2 separate regions of the Homo sapiens genome follow, and region 2 is linked to region 1. The links are chromatin contacts, found by Hi-C in ENCODE. All regions are on one chromosome and are shown on one strand. Each heading gives the region's core, a stretch centred on a gene start or an enhancer-like site at or near the end of the contact. The rest is flanking DNA. Distances are from core to core; before and after follow the strand shown.

Region 1 (3,207 bases), core at 583-3,082:
GTTCTTCTAGTCACTGCCCTCTTGGAGTATACCGTTGAATCCGGGAAGTAGATCAATGAAATAAACACAGAATGGTTGTAAAATACAGAACGCTGGGAAGTGGAGGTGCGTGGTCTTACCCGTGTTTATAATTCAGCCGTCGCCTAACCTGAGAAATCAAGGATTTCTGCGTCGTGCGCGTGCCCGCTGAGCTGAGCTCTGCTGGGATGGGGAGTCCTTCTCCGGCTGGAGGCTGAGGGCAGGAGCTCTCGGTGAGAGGCTGCGGCCAGCGGTGCTGTGAGCCGGGCGGGGGTCAGCGCGGGCGGCCGGGGCGAGGCTGACAGCACAGCAGGGGCCGAGCTCCCCCGGGTCAGGCGGGACCAGGAAGGGATCATCCTTCTTTTGAGGGCACGGAGCCACCGTCGGAGGGCCTGTGAGAAGGGTGGGAAGCTGAGATTACATTCCTATTCTGAAAATGTCACACTGTGGAGGGCGGTGGTTCAAGCGCAGTAATGGCCATGGAGGGAGAACACCGCCCGGGGACACCCGGGGTGGCAGGGACCGGAGCCCCGGAAACCTGAGCAAAACGCGCAAAATGGGGAAAACCACCCAGGTTTTAATGGAAATTGTGCGAACAGCTGTCAACGAAGAGTCAAACTCTGTAAAATATTTGAAGAGATTTATTCGGAGCCAAATATGAGTGACCACAGCCTGTAACACGGCCCTCAGAAGGTCCTGAGAACGTGTGCCAAGGTGGCCGGGGCACAACTTGGTTTTATACAATTTAGAGAGGCAGGAGACATCAATCAAATACGTTTAAGAAATACATTGGTTCTGCCCAGAAAAGCGGGACAACTCAAAGGGCAGGGGGAGGGCTTCCAGGCTCTAGGTAAATGTAAACACTTTCTGGTTGACAATTGGTTGAGTTTCTCCGAAGACCTGGGATCAGTAGAAAGGAAATGTTCAGGTTAAGATAAAAGACTGTGGAGACCAAGGTTCTTTTGAAGCCTCATAGTGGCTGCCCTTGGAGACAATAGGTGACAAATGTTTCCTATTTAGATCTTTAAAAGGTGCTAGACTCTAGTTCATTTCTTCAGGATTGGGAGGGCCTGGAAGAAAGATCTAGCCATGTTAACAGAGATTCTTTACAGATGTACACGTCTCCCAACAACGGACAGCTCTGCAGGACCGTTTCAAAATATGGCAAAGAAACATGCTTTTGGGGTAAAATATTTTGACTTTCTTCCTTGTCTCGTAATGTTATGCACGAGTCAGGTTTGGAAAGCAAGTCACAATATATAGGGTTAAATAAAACCCATCTGATAAGAATTTATGATTTGTAGGGCATGACTCCCCAGACCCCTTAGATAGGAATTTGAGTAAGAGTTAAAAAAAAATCAGAGCATAGTCCTCACAGCAAAAATCAGATGACAAATATTTATTCAAGAAAGTCTGCTGAAACTCCCTAAGAATAATGATCATCTGTGGCTCCCTCCTTCCCCCACCCCAGCTCATCTTGACAGAAGCCCCACTCTTGGTGGTTGTGGCCAAGGAGACAGGGCTCGCTCTCCCCTCAGCTCCCACCCGAGGGTCCCCTTATCTCACCAGGAGGGACAGATGCCAGCATTTCTCACCCCAGCACCCAGTTGAAGAGGCTAAATTCCTGGTGAGCATGACGGACAGCCCCCTTCCTCCAGCCAGTCCCTACTCATCGGATGGGGCTCTAGCCCAAGAACAGCGGGCTAAGAAGGCTGGGATCCAGTTGCTGTGCCCAGCTCCACTGTAGGACGCAGTTCCGTAAAAAGAGGCAAACTGAAAAGACCAGAGAGCAGGGCAGTCCACAGGGAAGAAAAGGTTGCTCTGAAGCTCTTCCCAAAGGAACTGGCTTTATTGGAAACAGCGTGGAAACATTCAAGCCTGAAGGCATGCTCTGAAATGATTGTTCCTCTTAATTAGGAGCAATGAATTGGTCTGTGAGGGCTGCCAGAACAAAGCACCACAGACTGGGGGCTTAAACAACAGAAATTTCTCCCTCACAGTTCTGAGGCGGAAGCGTCTGAGCTCAAGGCGTTGGCAGGTTTGGTTGCCTCAGAGGCCTCTCTCCTTGGCCTGTGAATGGCCCCCTTCTCACTGTGTCCTCACGTGGTCTTTTTTCATTCCTTGTGTCTCTGTGTCCAGATTTCCTCCTCTTGTAAGGACACCAGTCACATTGGAATACGGCCCACCCCCATGGACTCATTTTAACTTAATCACCTCTTTAAAGGGCCTATCTTCAAATAGAATCATGTTCTAATACGCTGGGGGTTAGGACTTCAACATACGAATTCGAGGGTAGAGACACAATTCAGCACATCATCAACAAACTAATTCATAGCCCTGCTAGGTTGCTAGAGAGAACCAAGGTGACACTAAGAAGAGCCCTCGGCTGGGCGCGGTGGCTCACGTCTGTAATCCCAGCACTTTGGGAGGCCGAGGTGGGTGGATCATGAGGTCAAGAGATCGAGACCATCCTGGCCAATATGGTGAAACCCCGTCTCTACTAAAAATATAAAAATTAGTTGGGCGTGGTGGCACACACCTGTAGTCCCAGCTACTCGGGAGGCCGAGGCAGGAGAACCATTCGAACCCGGGAGGCAGAGGTTGCAGTGAGCTGAGATCGCGCCATTGCACTCCAGCCTGGTGACAGAGCAAGACTCAGTCTCAAAAAAAAAAAAAAAAAAAAAAGCCCTCCTGGAGCTAAAACAAACCTCAGAGACTGGCCTTAAAAAATGTTCACTGCTGCAGTTTAATTGGACCAGACATTGAAGAAATGTATGCCCAGGTCATTACTGAAAATCATAGAGCAATCAGTTAGTAATTAATGGAGCTTAACAGGTAGATATGATACCGCATGAGGTAGATAGCTTAACAGAGGGATCAAGGAAAGAGATAGCCAGTGTCCCCACCAAAACCACCACAACCCAGGCTGGCTGCGTGCATGCCCAAGGCTGAGTCCTCCAAGGAACTACCCCAGAGGCTTCACACTGCAGGGGAAATAAGCTTCACTGAAATAGTCTAGCCAAGTGACTCAACAAATAAGCAAAACAACAAAACCAAGCTACAGAGAGGGAAGAGAGGAATCAGCATGTAGTTTGTATACTGTTACCTAAAACATCCGATTTTCAACAAAAATGTAGACATGCAAAGACATTCAAAGAAACAGGAAAATGAGACATGAGGAAAACACAG
Region 2 (3,250 bases), core at 331-2,830, 150 kb after region 1:
CTGGGTCTCCAGGTGGAGGCGAAGCTTGGTTCCTTCTGCAAGCAGGAGGGTGGGATCTTCTGGGGCAGCTGAGACAGGTGTGTTTTGGGGAGGAGCCGATGGTCAGCAAGTGGGAAGGTAACCAGAGGTCACATAGATGTGGACAGAGAGGCTTCTGCTGTAATGAGAAGGTCACTGTGACCTTGATAGCAGCGGGTTCAGGTGGGCAGGGGGCTGAGGCCAGGAGTGGGTTGGGGAAGAGTTTGGAGGAGAGAAGTTAGGAGATTCCTGTGTCCGAGGAAGGGATAGTTGTCTGCCCTGTCTCTCTGCCTGCCTTGCTCCTGCTGCTCTCCTCCCTGCCTGCTAAGCTCCGGCCGCACTGGCCTCTGTCTGGCTCTCCCATCCCCCCACCTGGAAAGCCTTCTTCCTGCCTCCTTCTCAGCCAGCTGATCTGAGTCCCCAGGTCTGCAGTTCAGGTCACCTGGCTGCTGGAGGAGGGCCCACTCAGTGTCCTTGACCCTGCATCCTGTCTCCTAGAACTGACCACACCTGGAGTTACCTGTGGGCTGTCTCGCCTTCCCCAGTGGTGGGCACCAGGGCTGTTCTGCTCACGGTAACCCCATTGCCAAAGCTGCCTGGCATACAGCAGGCACTCAGTAAAGATGCATGAGGGATACAGGATTCTGTAGCAGGAGTTGGCTGTTGGTGGCTCAGCTTCTTTTCCTGTAAGATGCAAACTCGTTTCCTGTGTCTTCCTGGGAATTTCTCCTTTCAAGGCTGGAAGGGAACAGGGACCTTCACCTCAAGCTGCGCTGGGATCCTAAGGTTTGACCTCAGTGCTTTTGCATCACAGAGGGCGACTTTGCACCTTCCGCCTGGAACTGCTGTCCCCACTCGGGGCTGTAGGCACTCCCCAGAATCGGGCTTCCTGTTGAGGAGAAACAGCACGTCTGTGTTTTCCAGTCGTGGCTGATCCCCGTAAGATCAGCGCGTCCAGCCCATGGGCTGCACCGTTTCATCCTGCTTTGCGGCTGTTTCTCAAACTTCAACGCCGGGACTCAGGGCTTGGGAACAAGCTGGGAGGATTTGCTGAAAGCTGCACAGTATGAATCACCCCTTGCTTGCCTCAGAGACATTGGAGCCGCCTGGTGATAAGACGACTGGTGGGATGCGAGGCGATCGGACGCCTGCCCGGGCCGCAGGAGCAATGCGGCGCACATCAGGGTGCCGGTCACGTCGCCTGTCTGGCGGCCCCTGTGCCCGGTCCTGTTCGTCGAATCAACTTTGCCATCTGGTGGCTGTTCGGTGCTTCTCCACTTACTGGGTTGTCCCAGAACCATTGTCTGATGCCTGAGATTCCAGGCGAGCTGGGGTGCCTTTCTGCCTTGATACGGACAGTAACTCAGGAAAAGGGACTTTAGAAGAATTAATTAAAACATTTAAAATATAACCGCTCTGATTTGCAATTGGTCTCAAAGATAAACTCTGAACGTGCCTTGTAAATACTGCATGGTCACTGAAAAAGAAGGAGTTAAAGAAGCAGCTGTGGGGTCAGATGGAGCTCACTGGCAGGGCCGTCAATCCGGCGCGGCTCACAGACTGCAGGCCGCCATCCAGCAGCTGAGTCAGGAAAGCGCAGCCCGCTGGGCCTGCCGGCAGCACCACCGTCCGGAGCTGGCTAGGAAGCCAAAGGCTCAGGGCCCCCCTGACCCCCTGGATAAGCCTGCAGATGCCTACACGCAACTAAGAGAGGGTCAGGTCTGCAGGCCAAGCTGTTCTTCTGACTCAGATACCCAGACCTGGAGGCAGCGCGGGAAGAAGGCTGTGGAACCCAAGCTGCAGTTTCATTTTCCGCAGGAAGAGTAATTTTCCAATAATAATTGCCTGGGTGACATAGCAAGACCCTGTGTCAAAAAAAAAAAAAAAAAAAAAAAAAAAGGAACCAAATCTCAACTGTGTAGAACAGCTTCTGCTGGCAAACTCTAACCTGCACACTCTCATCTGATAGTGAATACTGGGAAAGCCTGTCTAGGGTCCAGTGGACGTTATTGCTGGGGACACGTGCTCATGTCCTCAGGCAGAGCGGATGAACCTGCAATGGTGACTCTCTGTTTCACATGTTCACTGTGCTGTCGGAGCTGTCCCCTGCTGACCTGCTGGTTCTCAGCTCTGCTTCCTGCACCAGCATCCGTGAAGGAGTCCACTGCATGTTCCTCCTGGCTACTCAGAGCTGGAGTCCCTGAAGGCATGGCCTCCTCCCGGTGTCACAGCCCTGCTAGCTGCCCCTGGGTCCATGAAGCCCTTGCTGGCCGCTGAGTATCACGTGCCTGGAGAACTCAGTGACACGTTGAGGTCTCAGACCAGATGCCCCTGAACCAGTAGGCATTGGGTGGAAATCCAGCCCCCATCTGTCCTCTGGACACATGGCTGGGATGCTAAGCAAAGAGGGCTGAAGGTGACACAAAGTCCCATCCTAGAAAATGCCCTGAACCCTGGAAAGTGTGGTGGAGCACAGCCTCAGGTACCTCTCTAGGGTGTCACAGGGGCCGAGCCCCTCAACCGGACACTCTCCTCTCTTCCTGCACACTCTGGACAGAGGCCAATGTGCAGCTGTGTCCCCACGAGGCTCTGGGACGTGGGATGTGGACCAAGTGAGGGGTGGACACTGCAGCTGCTGGTACGTAGACCGAGTGAGGGATGCATATTGCAGCCACTGGGTTGAGGCCACAGGGATTGGAGAAGTGTCTGCACCTGCAGGGCTGATCTGCACGTGTTCTCTCCACACTTCCCAGGACCCAGGAGCACCCAGGGGAGGGCTTTGCAGCTGCTGGGGATAGGGCAGGTGCATTTCTAATGATTGCTGTTCACACGATCGTGTTTGTTCCTAAACACTGGCAAAGCCTGGAGAAGTTTGGGTTAGGCGAGAACCCAAATTGGTTTACAGACTGCTTTTAACCAGAGGCCGGCCGTGGCCTTGGTGCGAGGTCCTGCAGCTGTGCTCCCCCCTGCCAGAAGCAGTCCCTGCAAGAATGCTCACATCCTCCATTCCTCACCTCCCGATGAGGCAAGTGAAATCCCTACAGAAAGGAGAGCAGGGGAGGCAGGAGGGTGTGCAGGAGGGTGTGCAGGAGGGTGTGCATGCTGGCGCAGAAGAGGAGCCCTGTGGCGGGTGATTGGAAGGAGGTGCTCCAGCGTGGACGTCCAGTCGTCAGATGCAGCCACTTGGTGGTCAGGCAGGCCCCATCAGTCCCTGTGATGACCGTGCAGCCCC

What was found. Hi-C counts contacts between places; a loop is a spot of excess contacts on that map. Pooled maps may share reads with other maps.
Region 2: a map of endothelial cell of umbilical vein shows a loop between it and region 1 (3-fold over the local background). The contact joins the enhancer-like site here to the promoter of HGC6.3 in region 1. A Hi-C loop is called at or near these places in 2 of 168 maps with a recorded cell type or tissue (dorsolateral prefrontal cortex and endothelial cell of umbilical vein) and 1 of 50 pooled maps.

The regions. Positions count from the first base shown.
Region 1 is chr6:167,977,961-167,981,167 of GRCh38, forward strand. It overlaps HGC6.3 (a long non-coding RNA gene), which reads right to left and starts at 1,833. Exons shown (of 3, transcript NR_171011.1): 1 at 1,585-1,833; 2 at 120-410. RefSeq lists enhancers at 1-460, 461-1,037, 1,615-2,190.
Region 2 is chr6:168,131,796-168,135,045 of GRCh38, forward strand. No RefSeq gene overlaps it. Among named protein-coding and RNA genes, the nearest start is that of FRMD1, 54 kb to the left of the region's middle. Within about 2 kb of position 1,581, at least 8 of the 41 ENCODE cell types and tissues checked have a DNase peak (open chromatin) inside an H3K27ac peak, as active enhancers do; they include dorsolateral prefrontal cortex, where a contact is called at or near this core.